2 separate regions of the Homo sapiens genome follow, and region 1 is linked to region 2. Evidence: chromatin loops called from intact Hi-C (ENCODE). Cell type or tissue: mammary epithelial cell. All regions are shown on one strand. Each heading gives the region's core, and the rest is flanking DNA. Links, peaks and the distances in the headings are about the cores only.

The links. A loop is a pair of places that touch in the nucleus more often than their neighbours do. Peaks named below come from ENCODE experiments on the same cell type or tissue, not always from the same donor. Only the 100,000 strongest peaks of a DNase experiment are listed, where the experiment ranks them.
Region 1: a loop joins it to region 2, with 5 times the contacts of the local background. A loop is called at or near these places in 3 of 110 quality-filtered maps.

Annotation. Positions count from the first base shown.
Region 1 is chr10:112,310,968-112,319,303 of GRCh38, reverse strand. It overlaps the pseudogene GUCY2GP. Among named protein-coding and RNA genes, the nearest start is that of MIR6715B, 15 kb to the right of the region's middle. RefSeq lists a silencer at 4,238-4,347. In mammary epithelial cell, for the core only: a CTCF peak has its summit at 4,257 (motif pointing right); no DNase peak of the experiment used is centred there.
Region 2 is chr10:110,734,902-110,743,237 of GRCh38, reverse strand. All of the region lies in intron 1 of RBM20 (RNA binding motif protein 20), which reads right to left. Among named protein-coding and RNA genes, the nearest start is that of RBM20, 95 kb to the right of the region's middle. In mammary epithelial cell, for the core only: no CTCF peak of the experiment used is centred there; a DNase peak (open chromatin) is centred at 3,237.

The sequences.
Region 1 (8,336 bases), core at 289-8,288, 1.6 Mb before region 2:
TCCTCATCCTAAAATTATCCCCTGCACTTCACCTAGTCAACGCTCTCTGCTCCTCAAACTCTTGGAAAACACTGATCTGTTTTCTGTCTCTAAAATTTTGTCTTTTCTAGAATGTATATTTCCTTAATTTCTGGGAAGACAAGAAAGTCTCATTTTGCATATCTCCTGCCCCAGTGCTAGATGCAGTCAATTCTCCAAGAAGCCATGACTTCTTTTGTTGGAGAAAGGTATTAGAAAGTAAGCAGATAACGAGGTCAAGAGATCGAGACCATCCTGGCCAACATGGTGAAACCCCATCTCCACTAAAAGTACAAAAATTAGCTGGGCGTGGTGGCGCATGCCTGTAGTTCCAGCTACTGGGGAACCTAAGGCAGAAGAGTCGCTTGAACCCAGGAGGCGGAGGTTGCAGTAAGCGGAGATCACACCACTGCACTCCAGCCTGGGCAACAGGGCCAGAGTCTATCTCAAAAAAAAAAAAAAAAAAAAGAAAAAAAAAAGAAAAGAAAAAAGAAAGAAAGAAAGAAATGATGCTAGATATGCCCACTGCTGCTTGCGTGTTGTTGCTTCTGGGGTGCCATGTAAATAGAATCATACAGTACACAGCCTTTTCTGACTGGTTTCTCTAACTTAGTAATAATGCATGTAAGACTTATCCATGTTGTTGCACACACAGTATTTTTATTTTTATGCCAAAACATGTATACATTGTTCTCAAAATATTATTTTCTTGACAACATCTGGTTAAGCAGAATGTTTAATAAATGTCAGTAGGAGCCAGTGAAGAAGTGGGAAAAATTAGGTTTAGAAAATCGGACAGAGAGGCAGGACATGATGGTAACATTTATTACGTGTTAAAATAGCATTTCTGCGACATATTACAGAAAATTTAACAAAATTGCATGAAGCGCGCTTTGGGGGTTTCCAACACGAAATGCCTATACATTCCTGAAATCATATAGAGATATGCTTCTCCTCAAGCAAAGTTCTATTTTAAAAAATCTTGATTTGAAAACAAATTAATTAGGAGGATGTTTGTTTATATGTTTTTCATTAGAATTGTTCATTTTCCAGGCAGATTCTCAGAGTATTCCTATTAAAATATCCAGATTACTTTGGAATTCTAATCTGTTCTATTTATTTAAAAACTCAGTTTACAAATATAAGAGCACAATTACTATTGAAAATGAAGTGTAGTAAGTGGCACAAAGTTCTGATGTTTGGCTGTCTAAACCCAACATGAATTTCAGAAATCATCAACCAAATCAAAGACCCTGCAGCAGCAGTCCCACTGCAACCTTCCCTGCCCGAGGAGAAGGGCAATGAAAAGATCGTGGCCATGGTGAGGGTGTGTTGGGATGAATCTCTGGAGAAAAGACCCAGTTTCTCTTCCATCAAGAAAACTTTACGAGAGGCCAGTCCCAGAGGGTGAGTTAGATGTGCAACAGATATTTGCTCTCACTCAGTTAACCATTAGGATTTTAGAGCTGCTGGGCATGGTGGCTCATGCATGTAATCCCAGTGATTTAGGAGGCTAAGGCAGGAGGATCCCTTGAGGCCGGGAGTTCAAGACCAGCCTGGGCAACATGGTGAGTTTCTGTATCTATAAAAAATAAAATAAAATAAAAAATTAGCCAGGCGTGGTGGTGTGAGCCTGTAGTTTGAGTTTCTTAGGGGGGCTGAGAATTGCTTGAGCCCTGGAGGTCAAGGCTGCAGTGAGCTATGATTGTGCCACTGCACTCCAGCCTGGGTGACAGAACGAGACCCTGTTTCTAAAAAACAAAACAAAACAAAATTAAATCTATATGGCCGTGATTGGTTCTATGTGACTCATTCCCTTCCTCCCTCCTCCCTTCCTCCATTCCTCCCTTCCTCCCTTCCTTCCTTCCTTTCTTCCTTCCTCATACACTCACTCAGTGCTTACCATACACAAAACACTGTACTACATGCTGGTTACAGTGGAGTGAGAAATTTTTCCTTTATTTCATAAATGCCACAAAAATGGATCAGATATTAATAATTCTACTGCCTTCTTTGTCTATCTCAGGTGTCACTAATCAATTAAGGCCCTTGTTTCCAGGGAGTTTTGACATGGCTTCAGAGTCTTTTTCAAATCAGCATTCCAAGGGTTAGGCTAATCAATTTGGACTGGACTGTGGGATAAAAATTACTCACCACCCATAGAGTAGGTTATGACTTAAATTACGCATTCCTCTCCAACAACTTTCTCAATAGTAGCTTCCTTTACACCAGATAATTGTATCATCTTTTAGTACATGAATTTAGGAAGACATGCCCATGTTAGAGGTAGCTTGAGTTGGTAGAAAGAGCCCCAGGCTAGGAATCAGGTGTCTACTCTTAATTTGGACCTTCAGCTATGCATTATTTAAAAAAACAAAACAAAACATTTTTTGGAGTCAGGGTCTGGCTCTGTTGCACAGGCTGGAGTGCAGTGGCATGATCTTGGCTCACTGCAATTTCTGCCTCCCGGCTTCAAGTGATTCTCATGCTTCAGCCTCCTGAGCAGCTAGGACTGCAGGTGTGTGCCACCATGCCTGGCTAATTTTTGTATTTTTAGTAGAGACAGGGTTTCGCTATGCTGGCCAGGCTGGTCTCAGACTCCTGACCTCAGGTGATCTGCCTGCCTTGGGCTCCCAAAGTGCTGGGATTACAGGCAAGAGCCACCGTATCTGGCCTCAGCTATGCATTCTTAACACAATAGCCCTGGGTTCTGCATTTCCAAGCTCGTAATAGTTTTTAAATTTTAAAAATCATTTTTAAATGATTTTTAAAATTAACAAATGAGGCTGGGTGTGGTGGCTCAAGCCTATAATCCCAGCACTTTGGGACGCCGTGGCAGGTGGATCACCTGAGATCAGGAGATTGAGACCAGGCTGACCAACATGGTGAAACCCCATCTCTACTAAAAATACAAAAATTAGCTGGGCGTGATGGCACACACTTATAACCCCAGCTACTCAGGAGGCTGAGACAGGAGAATCGCTTGAACCTGGGTGGTGGAGGTTGCTGTGAGCTGAGATTGCAGCACTGTACTCCAGCCTGGGTGACAGAGCAAGACGCCATCTCAAAAATGTAAAATAAAATAAAATTAAAATTAAAATTAACAAGTGAAACATTGTTTATATTTATGGTATACCATGTGATGTTTCGGAATACGTATACTGTGTAGAATGATTAAATCAAGGTAATTAACCTAAAGATACCTCTTAAGTAAGCTTAAGATACATCCCCATATTTTTTACTTAGAAAATATGGACCTCAATGTTATGACAAATCTATTTTCCTATGTGAGTCTAGGTCTCCTCATCTGAAGATGAGGAATTTAAATGAGTTCTCTGAAGACGCTTCGAAAACAAAGGACTAATAGAATCTAGAAGTGCCCTTACATTAGACCGTCTGAAAAGAAAGGAATGACCCATCCTGAAATCTGCATTCTCAATGTCTGTTGGGAGGTGGGGAATGGGCCATTGAAGGCCACCATTTGTTGAGTGCCTGTGGCCCTGGACGTGACCCTAGACACTTTATGCATGTTATCTCCCTACATCCTCAGAACAACAACGTGATCGTATGTACATGAGGTACGCGTGATTATCTTCATTTTCCAAATGAGTAAAGTGAGGCTCAGAGAAATGAAGGAGGCAGCTTAGAGGGCTGATGAAAGGCAGGCTCTGTCCTGTCACGCGGCTGCAATGCCATTGTCACTTCCCCGATGTCCGTTGGCAACCCTTAACTAGGACACCTGAAAGGCAAGCAATATTTTCCTGGAATGTGTAGCTGGAAGCTCTGTTCCACTGAGGCCCTAAGGGTCTTGGGAGAAAACATCAATGTCTGGTTTCTTTTAAAGTCATGTGAGCATACTGGCCAGTGTGATGAGCAAGCTGGAAGTGTATGCCAATTACCTGGAGGAAGTGGTGCAAGAGAGGACCAGCCAGCTGACTGCAGAGAAGAGGAAGGTGGAGAAGCTTCTGTCCACCAAAGTGCCCAGGTATTCGGAAGCACTGGGGCCTTGAAGCTGCGGCATCACCATCTAGCAGCCCCACATAGGGGGGATTATTTCCATGATTATTTTTCTAAGAGAATGTCAGGTTCTTCTAAAAGGGGTCAGGCATTTTTTTTTGTGCAGTTTGGTACACCTGTAAAGGGAGATAGAGGCAAACTCTCCTGAATCCATAGAAATAGAGGCTGTAGTCGGTCTTTTACGTGGAGGGTGGTGGATGCAGCAACAGGAGAGTAGCCACTAGATGGCGCCCTCGTTTCACGAGTCCGACTAATTGCTACCTCCCCTGTATTTGATTGTAGGTCCAAAACCTCCACACAGTTTAATATGTACCTGTGGCTTCACATTCAAATATTGCTTCATTTTTGGTTCTGTTTCTATATGTTCACTCTCTCAACACTTGGCAGAAGTATTTGCTGTTAAAATTCCCGTGCGCTTCTTGCATGTCTAGACCAAAGAAGTGGGGGCAGGGATTTTTAATGAGATTGGTTGACTGAAATGAAATTGATTTGTGGATTGGTGAATGATTATATTCCCTTCCACAACTGCAGAGTCTTTACACCCTAACTCTATAACCAATATACATAAAGAAAATCCTTTTTGTAAAGGCATTATGTGACCCTCTCTCCTACTCCCCCACAATTTATACACGTCAATTAAAATATCTCTTTAGAGAGAATGCAACTGGAGAAGTGGATGTTAAAAGAATTCCTCTAGAAAATGAATTTTGTTAACCAAAAGCTTAGCCATTGAAGCAAAAGGACCAATGAGGACAACTTTGCAGGAGTCTGTAGGAGATGAGATGAATAAGATCCCATTCAAAAATGATCCGTTTCTCTGGTTTCAGCTTCACTGGAGAACAACTACTAGCCGGAAGGTCCGTGGAACCAGAACATTTCGAATCTGTGACAATCTTTTTATCTGATATTGTTGGATTCACAAAGCTGTGTTCTCTCAGCTCCCCTTTGCAAGTCGTCAAGCTCCTCAATGACGTGTACAGTTTATTCGATCACATCATCACAACTTATGATGTTTATAAGGTGAGATGCCTCATCCTGACTGTGCGATCACGTGTGCTCCTTGCAGGCTGTCTCCGGGGCATGATGGAGAATGGAACTGATTCCAGACATCAGCCAGGAGGAAGCTCCATTTCAGTCTATGTCACTTCACGGCAGAAACTCAATATTTTATTTCTGTTTGTTTTCTTGGAAAAGGTCTTGATTAGTCACAGATGTATGTGCTTGTCAAAACTCACCAGTTTCCTCTGTTTCCTTCCATTATTTTATCTCACAGTAAACACTTTTTAAAAAGAGGCATTGACCTTCCACTGGCTAATTCCTTCCCGTCTTTCCTAAATACATTTCCTTCAGAGGCAGAGAGGCTCCTGTTTACTGTCCTTCAAAGGTTGTCCTTGGATCTTGTGTGGGTCTCACCTCTGTTGTCCTGATCCTTAGCAATTAAGAGTGAAGAAAGATTCCCACTTTTAGACTATCAGACTTGTGACTAAAAGCGGGGCAGCAACAATTCCCTGCCGGGTGCTACTGTGGGAGATAGAAGGACACGGTCACCTGGAGTGAAAACCATTTTTGATGGGGAAAACAGAAATGTTTTGGCTCTTCATGACTGCCGGGTGGTGGTGGTGATGAGGGCTGCTTTCTGTGTGTTCTGACTCTTTAGAAGGGGTCAGCCCATGACTCTAGGGACAGTACCGTGTGCCTGTGCTCATACATGCCTGGTGGGCAGCCACAAGTGCACCAGCACTGACCACAATCCCAGGGCCCTGTCTCTGCCTGTGGACCTGGGGATAGCGAGATTTGGGGGACAGTGTGGTCATATGGTCACATATCTCAGTGACACAGTGACACGTCTTCAATGTTTATCTCCCAGTGTTCCCCACAAATGATGCCTCTGTTCAAGGGTGAAAGAAAGGATGGTATAGATAACCTTTAAGAGTAGATCACACACACCCAACAAAATCAGAACCTGCCCTGCTTAGGAGGATATCTTCTGGGATTTTCCTCTTAGTATTACCTTCTCAGTTGTGTTTTGCTTGAGCTCATATTAAAACTTAGTTTGTATTTCTAAAGGACGTTACCACGGTGGGGAGAGGAAACCCGGAAGCAGGTGAGGCTTGTCGAATAGTTGACTTTGCGTAATTTCAGGGTCACCAGGACAGAGGTGTTCTTACTGTCTGGCTAATGCCTGAAATTCAGCCTTTACCACATCATCTTTGGATTCTGCTAAAATGCAAATGTATCTGGAAAGGGCTGTAACTTTAAGCTTCTACTTGTCATTTATTTCTCTATTGTGAATGACAGATCTGAAAGCTGATTTTATTAGGAGGATGGAGGGGGAAGAGGACAGACAGGCAGATACATACATTATATATATATAATGTGTATATATATATAATATTGGGTGAGATGGTCTCTGCTTGACGGATCCACCTCACCCTTCAAGGTTGACTCTAGGAGCATACTGCTCCCTGTCTCACTGGTTCTGAATTTGGGCTGGGGAAATATAGTCACCGCTACTATTGGATTTCAGAGGAGGAAACAGTGACTGTGGGGAGGGAGGCTCAGGGAAGGAGGGTGAGGGGGGCTTTGTGGAAGAGCCATGACAAGGGCAGGAACTGAAGAAATGCTGGAACTTGCATGGGGTGGAGGTCAGGGAGTGTGACGCGTCCAAACATGGGGCCTCAAGGTTGGGGACAAATGAGGGGCCTTAATCTCTGACCCCACCCCAACCCTTGGCCTCCCTCATGGAAAACAAAGGTCACTCTGTCACTTTGTTTTCAGGTTGAGACCATTGGAGATGCATACATGGTGGCTAGTGGACTCCCTACCACAATGGAAGCCAGCATGTGGCTGAGATTGCCACCATGTCCCTGCACTTCCTCAGTGCCACCATCTGCTTCCAAATTGGGCACATGCCCCAGGAGAAGCTCCAGCTTCGTATTGGCCTCTACACAGGTAGACAAAACTGATGGCCTGATGGTCCAGGGATGGCAGCAGGTAGTTCCGGGTTCCACTCCTAGGTCCAGGGCTTTTAGGAACCTGGACATTGAACAGTAACATCTTTAGGGGAAATAAAAGTTTGAATTGTCTCTGCATGTGTATTTCTATTTAGCTAGGTTGCTTGGTAACAACAAGGACACACAATGGCTTCAATGTATTCAACCAAAAGTAAGGACTGGGCACAGTGGCTCACGCCTGTAATCCTAGCAATTTGGGAGGCCGAGATGGGTGGATTGCCTGAGCTCAGGAGTTTGAGACCAACCTGGGCAACATGGTGAAACCCTGTCTGTACTAAAATACAGAAAACCAGCTGGGTGTGGTGGCAGGCACCTATAATCTCAGCTACTCAGGAGGCTGAGGCGTGAGAATTGCTTGAACCTGAAAGGCAGAGGTTGCAGTGAGCTGACATCGTGCCACTGCCTCCAGCCTGGGCAACAAAGCAAAACTCTTTCAAAAAAAAAAAAAAAAAAAGGAAGAGACCAAAACCCAGGATGGGTTCTACAGGGCTAATTTTCTTCCATGCCTTAGCATCAAATGCCCTTTGATATGCTCTGTGTTTGCTAACTCATGGGCATGTGATCTGTGCAGAAGTGATGCATGCTTGGTTTCACGCTCTTTCTGTCACTGTCTGGAAATTCTTAATCATTTTTGCACAGAGTGTCCTGTGTTTTCACTCTGCACTTGTTCCAGCAAATTTTGTAGCCAGTTATGCTACCTATCTTCCAAGGCTCAACAAAGATAAAACCCGATCCTCAGTCAGAATGAATTGCTCCCATGTTTGTACCACTATTGGCATTGTTCACAGCTCTAGTTCGTGAGTGACATGGTCATTTAATGATGATGTCGCTTTCCAGCAGGTGTTTGTGGGTTCTGTCGGTTTCCTTTCTGTAAACCCTAAAACCTATTGCCAATTTGCCCCAAGAGGGTGCATCACTACATTTGTTCATCTGATGCGTATCGTCGAGTCCAGCCTCGGGCAATGCAGAGCGGTTATGGCCTTTGGTTCTTCATTCTTTAGGTCCTGTGGTGGCTGGTGTGCTGGGGATTACCATGTCCAGATACTGTCTATTTGGAGACACTGTCAACATGGCATCCAGAATGGAGAGCAGCAGTTCACGTGGGTATCACTGACAACACTTTGTAAACACAATATTGTTATCTCCCTCCAGGCCCCTAGCTTTAACCAGGGGATACTTTTAGAAGATGCATTTGCTTTTTGCCTACTGTTTTCCATCTGGAGGTTAAGATCATTATCCACTTCAGGCAACACTGATCACATGCTTTATAGACAGGGTTTTGCACTC
Region 2 (8,336 bases), core at 147-8,146:
AATGAATGTGAAAGCCTCTAAGCTCATAAGCCTTTTTTTTCCATTGTTGGTAAAATATACAGTTCATAAAATTTAACACTTCATATAAACCTTTCAAAAATAATTTGTAAAATACATTGTGTCTGAGTTCCTTAAACAGGGGAGTGATTAAACCCTGAGGTTTTCGGAACCCTGCCAGGCTTGAGGTGCTCTGAGAGTGATGGCTCGTGCCACAGTGAGAAGGCTTCACACTGTCCCTGTGCAACTGACTTGATGACAGCCCGGGCCGCCTTCCGGGGAACACATCTCTCCCAGGTCCATGCTCAGCAGAAAGCAGATCTTTCACAGTGAGAGTTGGAGGTGAGGCACACTGTTGAAGAAGATGCAGATGAATCTCTTTATGTTTCTAGCATCAGCCCTCTACTCAAGAACCCGAGCCTCTGCTTTGTGCAGCTTTTGGGGGTTTGAAATACTAACCGAGCCTCCCAGCTACTACCTAGGTGCTTTTGAAACAGGTGAGCTACTAAAATATAGACCAGCTGCCTGAACAGTAGCAGTAGTGGTTGGATTTGTGTGTCAAGTTTGGGTTCTGTTTTATTTTGTCTTTTGTAAAAGAAAGAAATCATGTTATGAGAAAGTGAAACTTCTGTACAAAGAAGTTCGGGGGTAAAGAAAAAAATCCTGGGTTCAACTGGGTTTCTTTCCTTTAGTAGCTCCAGAAAAAGGCCAGGATGAGCACACTGCCAGGGGACTGTCACAGGCCCCACACTCAAGACCAAGGTCCAGGGGTCCATGTTGCTAAGGTTCCAGAGACTTCAGTGGTTCATGCAGCAAAACTGTCCAAGTCCAAGTCCTGTGTCTTCTTCTCTTAAGTCATGTGTGGAAAGTTTGTCCATTAGAGACCTGGGAAAAGGCCTCCAGCCTGGGAGCTAAGAAAGAAATGGCTCAGGAAGCTACTGAAAAGTGAAAGTCTTCCTTGTCCCCAGCCCCTGACTTGGGAGAGGGCAGTAGTGCAGAAGGCTCCTCTGATGAGGAGGTGTAGATAGAAAAGTCAGGCTGGAGAGAGCAGATTCCTCTGGCAGAATCGCAGAACATCAGGTCAGGAAGGGACTTTGAGGCTCCTCCTAGGTTTATTTATTATTTTTTACAGGAACTACATCATGAACTAACTTCTGGGTTCATTTAATCTACAAAAAAGGGTGGAGCACTCACTGGGGTCAGGCTGAACCTGGTGTCTCAACTTTCAGTCCACTACATTTCCCTCCCTCTGTCAAACTGGGCAAAGATAATTTCAGCAGCTTTTGGGTTCTGCCCTAGAGGAGTGTACGTCCATGGGGAGGCAGGCACGTAAACTGATCATCCTCACACTGGGTGGGAAGTGGGCATTCTAGAGGAGCAGGATCCTGGAAGAGGTACTGCAGGGCTCTCCTGGGGAGGGAGGGGGGTCATGTACTCTGGTCCTGGAGGGGTTCCTAGAGGAGGTGAGGTCTGAGCTCAGGCTTGGTGAAAGAGTAGGACAAAGCCAGGTGATGGGGGGCAGGGGGCAGCCCTCAGGTACATAGCTACTGGGAATTGAAAACAATTTCAGGCTGCCACAGAGTTGTGAGTTGACAAATGGCAGAAGGCTTGGTGGGGCAGTCTTGGAGAGAAGATAGAGATTCGGGGAAAATTTAGGACTGAAAGCTGGCAGAACTTGGTGAGTGGACATGGGGTAGAGGTGAGGGAAAGGAAGGAGTTGAGGATGACCTGTGGGTCTCTTTCACTTTCTGAGTTGATGGAGGAGTCATGTGGAAAACAAAGGCTGAGTTTGCATGAGTTCAACTTCGGACACATGAAGTTGTTGGTGCCAGAAGATATAATGTGGAAACAGCTGCAGTCCCCTAAATACTGACATCTGGAGCTCAGGAAAGATGACAGAGGCAGATACCTGTTATTTCTCTATTATCTGTGCTTTCTACGTCACCTCTACAGATGATTTCTTATTTTACCTGTATCCACCCTAACAAATATTGAATACCTGTGCTTATTCATAGGTGCTTCTTGACTGGGAAGGAGTGGAAGAGGTCCTAGGTGCAGAAGGGTATGGAAGATAAGGTCAAAGGATGTGCTGGTGGGAATGGGAGACAACTGAGAAGGTGAGACAAGCTGGAGGAAATGTCAGGAGCTGCTGAGAGAAGCTCAGCCTGACCAGAGATGAGAATTGCCATCTTGAATCGTCAGGAAGTGAAGGAAAGCCCAGGTGAATGCCACCCAATCAAAAAGAAAAAACAAATGCAGATGGTAAGGTAGAGAAGGCTCTGAAGCCCAGGTAATGAGAGCCATGTTACCCTGGACAGAAGCATCCAACACCACACATCTCCAAGGATGTTGGAGATCCAGCATCTGGATCCAGCTAACTTCTGCATCCTCTTCTGTACTCACAAGAGTTAACATGGACGTCCATGCATCTGCTGGACAACACCCCCTAGAACGAGTGTCTTTGTATGTTTTCACACACATAATGATGTTATATCTGCTGCCATCCTACTGAGTAAGGGGATGAATAAAGGTAAGAAGAAAACAAGTCACTTTAACTCAAAAAGGAGTCCTCGGGCCACTCCAGTGAACATCAAGGTGGCCATAAACTTGCTTTCCCCACCCCTACCAAGCCCTGGTGGGAGAGGGAGACATGGGGGAAGGGAAGGAGAGAAGGGGCTCCATCTCTCTGGTGGGTCCATAACCCAGTTCTGTGAAAGGCAGCTCCACACACCTGGCTCCCACTAGCTCTCCTGCCCCTCCCTCTGCAGCAGGGCCTTGGGCAAGCTTCTCTTCCCAGCCCCCACCCTTGCCCATGAAACACTCAGACCAAGCTGGTACTACCCCAGGGGCCACTTCTGCCCAATGCATTAAGGTTTGGCTGATTCAAAAACACCCAACTTAAAAAAAATGTTGTTTTCTATCTCCGACACAGTCCTTTTGACCTACACTAGATGGTCTCATCAGAAACAAAAGCATCCTAACCTTCCAAGGTCAACATTACTCCACCTCAACCCACAGCCACAGCCATCAAACACATACCCAAGCCAACAGATGGTTACAAAATTCTAAACAGTGCTCTTTCAGAACTCTGGGGCGAGCTACCCTGGGGCCTCCAACTAGACTTCCTGCCCTGGCCCTGGCCTTGACAATGAACCTGTTTCATCTCAGCAGTTGGCTCGGAAATGCCAAGCTGCCTTGTTGTCCGTGTTTCCAGACAAGTCTGCATTGCTGAGTATCAGGGGCAGCTGGAGCAGGTCTGGGCACTTGGAGAAGGAGGGAGAGGGAGACAGTATAGTGGGGCTGGGAACACCCAGTGAGGGCAGGAGGACCCAGACGGGCAGGGCCGCTGGGAGTGGCTTCCTCACTGCTTGTGGGCTGTGTTAGTCACCCAGGTCGCACAGAAGCCTCATGCCTTCATGACCGCAACAATCACCCAATACTCAGGCCAGGGATTTGAACTGCTGGATCTCAGTGCATTTCCACAGTTCAGTCCTGCAGGTGGGAACTATTAATACCCATTTAGAAGATCAAAGTTGCCCCAAGTCGTACCACAAGGAAGCGTCCCAGCTAGAATGTTCACATTGATGCTGGTGCTCTTTCCCCTGCCACTCTGCCTTCCACCACCACGTCAGTCCTCGAGTTGAGTTCTTTCTGGAAGGCTGTAGAAAACTGGTTTCCAACTTTCCAATCCTAGATTTTCTTTCTTTCTTATGCCTACACACAAGCACTTTTCCCTAATGTAAAATTCTCTGAGGGGTCAAGAGATCCGGCAGCTCATCAAAACAATCCATTTTGAAAGAAAATTTTGGATGAATATAAACATTAAGAGGTTGGGGAATTTTGTCTGTTTTTGTTCACTGCTGAATCCCTAGTGTCCAGGACAGTGCGAGACACAGTAACCCAGAGTGGGCACCTAATGAATGTATATTGAATCAACACTCTTCCAGATTGCAGATTCTTGCAAAATTTTCATGATCTCCTGCTCAAATATCTTCCTAAAAACACAGCATGACTTCAAGAGCCCTCAACTGTACTAAAGTAGTTACATACATATAGCATAAATCAGACTATGCAGGCCTTGGTCCTCAGGAGGACCTGTCAACAGACAGAAAGACATCCATCTGATCCTGTGCCCAGCCAGAAAATGCCACCTGCGACAGGTACTTCCTGACTGTCCAGACACCTCCCCATACTCTCTCAGTTACAGATAAACTCCCTTAAGGATTGTGAGCAGCTGTGGACCATTTCAAATGCTTCCTACTAATTCTTGTAGCTGAATGGGCCCTTCCTGCTCTGCTGTGATACGAATCTGCAAGGAAGGCGAGATCTGGAGAGTTCTCAGACCAACACACCTCACAGCTATAGGTCTGGGCTCCCATCACAGGCACAAAGGCTGCAGCCCCAACCCCAATGTCAGCCTCGCCACCTCCTCTATCCCCATTCCCGCCTCCATGCTCTGGCACCTTGGCACTCCTTCAGCTCCAGGAACATGCCCCGCGTGCTCTTCCAGCTTCCTGGGAAGCTTCTCCCTCACCGTACCCTGGTATACTCTCCTCATCCCTCCAATCTCAGCTGTGTCACTGTTTCAGGAAAGCCCCCCTTCCATGCCACCCTCTCCCCCAGCCCAGATCCACTTCCTATGTCATAAGTGTTAGTCCAAGTTGCACCGTTTCGTAAGCTCCCTGTCATTTCACAGACCTTGGTCAAAGTGAAACATTCCACGGGGGGTTCGGGCCGTGAGAAACAGCCTGACCAACTGCCTGACTTTGCTGGGAGAAAGGGCAAGGAACATCACATTCCACCAGAACAAGGGCCAAACCACCTCATCGTGGGAACATGTTATCAACATTTTCCCAGGCAGCAGGCCATGCTCCCCCCAGACCCCTCCTGCTCAGGCCTATAATTGCCCCAGCCTGTAAGCAGCAGTGGGCACTGGCATTAAGCTGGCCCCCAACCTCTGCAGGTTTTATGTTGGACATAAAGCCTATGTTTTGCTGTAGGGCCGCCAACTCTCTCTCTGTTTTTCTTTAACCCTCACCTTCCCTTTAAAAAACCTAACAGTAAGCTGTCCTGGGATCCTGCCTCTTTCCTCTTCAGCACTTACCTCCATGGCAATCACACCACCTTACCTTGGTGTTTGCTTAATTAATGCTGGCACAAAAGCAGAAACCACATCTGCTTCTGCTCCTTACTATTCCCAATGCCTCACATAGTGCCTGGCATATAGATGATGATTAATGATGACAAGAATCTAGCAGCAGGCAAGACCTGGTCTTATAGGCCCCAGTAAGGAAATTTAACAACCCAGCAATTCCACCCCAGGTGTATACCTGGCAGAAATGTGTACATATGTTCTCCAAAAGACACGTAAAAAATGTTCACAGCAACATTCTTTGTAATAGCCAGAAACTAGAAACAACCTATATCCATCAAGAGTAGAATGAATAAATAGTGGTGTATTCCTGTAATGGAATACTACACAGCCGCGAACACTAACCAGGTATAATTATTTGCTACAACATGGATGAATGTTACGAACATAAAACTGAGTAAAAGAAACTTAGGCACAAAAGAGTATACACCATATCATTCCAATTACGTTAAACTCAAAAAAAAAAAGGCAAACTAATCTATCTTCAGAGAGGTCAACATTGTTAAAGATCGTCAGAGGCTGAAGAGTGACTCAAAAGGTAGCCACTTGTTCCTGGGGTGCTGGTAGTGTTCTGTTTCTTGATCTGGATGCAGGTTTTTAGGGATATGTTCACTGTGTAAAAATTTATCAAGCTGTTCACACATTATTTCTATACATTATACTTTAGGACCTTAGTCATTTCAGATTGCTAAACCTTAGACCAGGTAACTTAAAAACAATAGAAATTTATTGCTCAAAGTTCTGGAGGCTGGGAAGTCCACAATCAAGGCACCAGCAGATTTGGTGCCTGGTGAGGACCACTTCCTCATAGATGGTGCCTTCTTGCTGCCTCCACTCACATGGTAGAAGGGGTGAACAAGCTCTGTTGTTTTTGAGTGTGTGTGTGGGGTGTTTTTTTTTTTTTTTTTTTTGAGGCAGAGTTTCACTCTTCTTGCCCAGGCTGGAGTGCAATGGCACTATCTCAGCTCACTGCAACCTCTGCCTCCCAGGTACAAGTGATTCTCCTGTCTCAGCCTCCCGAGTAGCTGGGATTACAGGCGCGCAACACCATGCCCGGCTAATTTTTTTGTATTTTTAGTAGAGATGGGGTTTCACCACGTTGGCCAGGCTGGTATCGAACTCCTGACCTCAGGAGATCTGCTCACCTCGGCCTTCCAAAGTGCTGGGATTACAGCTGTGAGCCACTGCGCCAGGCCGGGTCTTTTTTATAAGAGCACTAATCCCACTCATGCCTTCATGACTTAATTGCTTCCCAAAGGCTCCACCTCTTAATACCACCATCTTGGGGATCAGGTTTCAAAATATGCATTTTGGAGGGATACAAACATTCAAACCATAGCATTCAATGAAGAGCTTACTGAAAAAAAGGAAAGAAGGCAATTCCTCCATTAGGTGGTGGTGGATCTCAATAGGCCCACAGGGTGTTTGGCAGAGCCAGAGCACAGCCTCCACTGCTCCAGGCATGTTTCTGCATTCCCAGCACACACGGACACCTGCAACCACCATGTCCCTCTCAGTTTCTGTCATCTGGATTGGTTTCTTTCTTTCTTTTTTTTTAAGATGAAGGTAAATATTTAAATTTTCTCTCCCAAGAAAATTCAGATGAAAACAGGATAAGTATTCAATGACCTAATCCAAAAAGTGTATAAAATTTAAAGCAAAGACAAAACAAAATAAAATACCTAGTTCTATACAGCAGTTTTATACAACAGTGTCTTGACACGCACAGATAGTGTGTGACTAAGAAGGGAAAAAGAAGCAAGGAATGGAATTCAGTGCAAACTGGGTATATTGTGTGCAAATGGCATTTGTAGAGAAGTAAATGTGTGGAATGTAATTTGGGAAGATGGACTTTATATCTTTAATTTTTGTAAAAACTGCATTGCAATTTTCTTGCTTTAAGCAACTCCTTCCCAAGCCCTCTGGTTGCAAAACTGTGACTTTGTAATCCTAAATACATGTTATTTGAGATTTGCTGCCAAAAAATTGTGTTTCATCTCCAGGTCTGAAAGTGTGAATGTTCTGGGCAAATGCACTTGTGCTCTCTAAGGAAGACAGGCTGGCGTGTGGAAGGGTTGGTTCTGCCCACCGCCTAGTTAATCTGCCATCAGAGGGAGATGGGTGGGAGATACCATATCTTCAAAGCCTAAGCTTGTGGTTAAATTCCAGAGCCTTTCACTCTTGGGGTGAATGTTCACTAATCTAGCCATGAGATCAGCAATCCTGAACAAATACCCCAAACTCCTACTAAGATACATGTTAATTAGTAACTTTGACTTATGTACCTTTCGTGCATGGGTCAGTGTCCTGAGCTCTACATGTAGTAGCCGATGCTTAACTAGAAGGCATAAAACCTTGAGATGGGGCAAACAGACATGCTCATGCGCTAGATGACTGTTTTCATCAAAACAAAAGCAAATATACCTTTCACCCAGCAATCCTATTTACAGAAATGTATCCTTCCGATGGACTCATACATACATGCCAAGATGGGTGTGCAAGGATCCTCACTGCAGCACTGTCAGTAATAGTAACCTATCAGAGACAATCTAGATTAACAGGAGGCTCGGAAAACACATTATAATAATTTATACAATGGAACACTATTCAATCAGGACAAAAGCGCAAGGTACAGGCTTGTGTGCAGACAGGCTACAATCTCTTCAGAGACACATTGTCAAAACGAAGTTAAGTATGGTGGCTAGACAGTATGCATGATATGTTCCTTTCCACATAAAAAAAATACATGCAGATACATGTTTATGGTAGTTCTCCCTTATCTGCAATGGGGGGATATGTTCCAAGACCCCTACTGGTTGCCAGAAACCTTGGATAGTACCAAATTCTATATATACTATTTATTTTTTCCTATATATACCTGGAATAAACATTTACCTTTTCACTTAAAGGAAGCACTTTATGGCTTCTCTTGGGCATATCTGAATCACCAGCATCACTACTCTTATGCTTTGGGATTGTTATCAAGGAAAATAATGGTTACTTGAACACAAGCCCTGCGATACCTCGACAGTGGACCTGCTCACTGAGATGGCTCCTAAGTGATGCTAGGATGGGTGGTGTATACACTGTGGATACACTGGAAGAAGGATGATTAACGTCATGGGAAGAACAGAGTGGGACAGTAGGAGATTTCATCACGCCACTCAGAACAGCTCACAAATTAAAA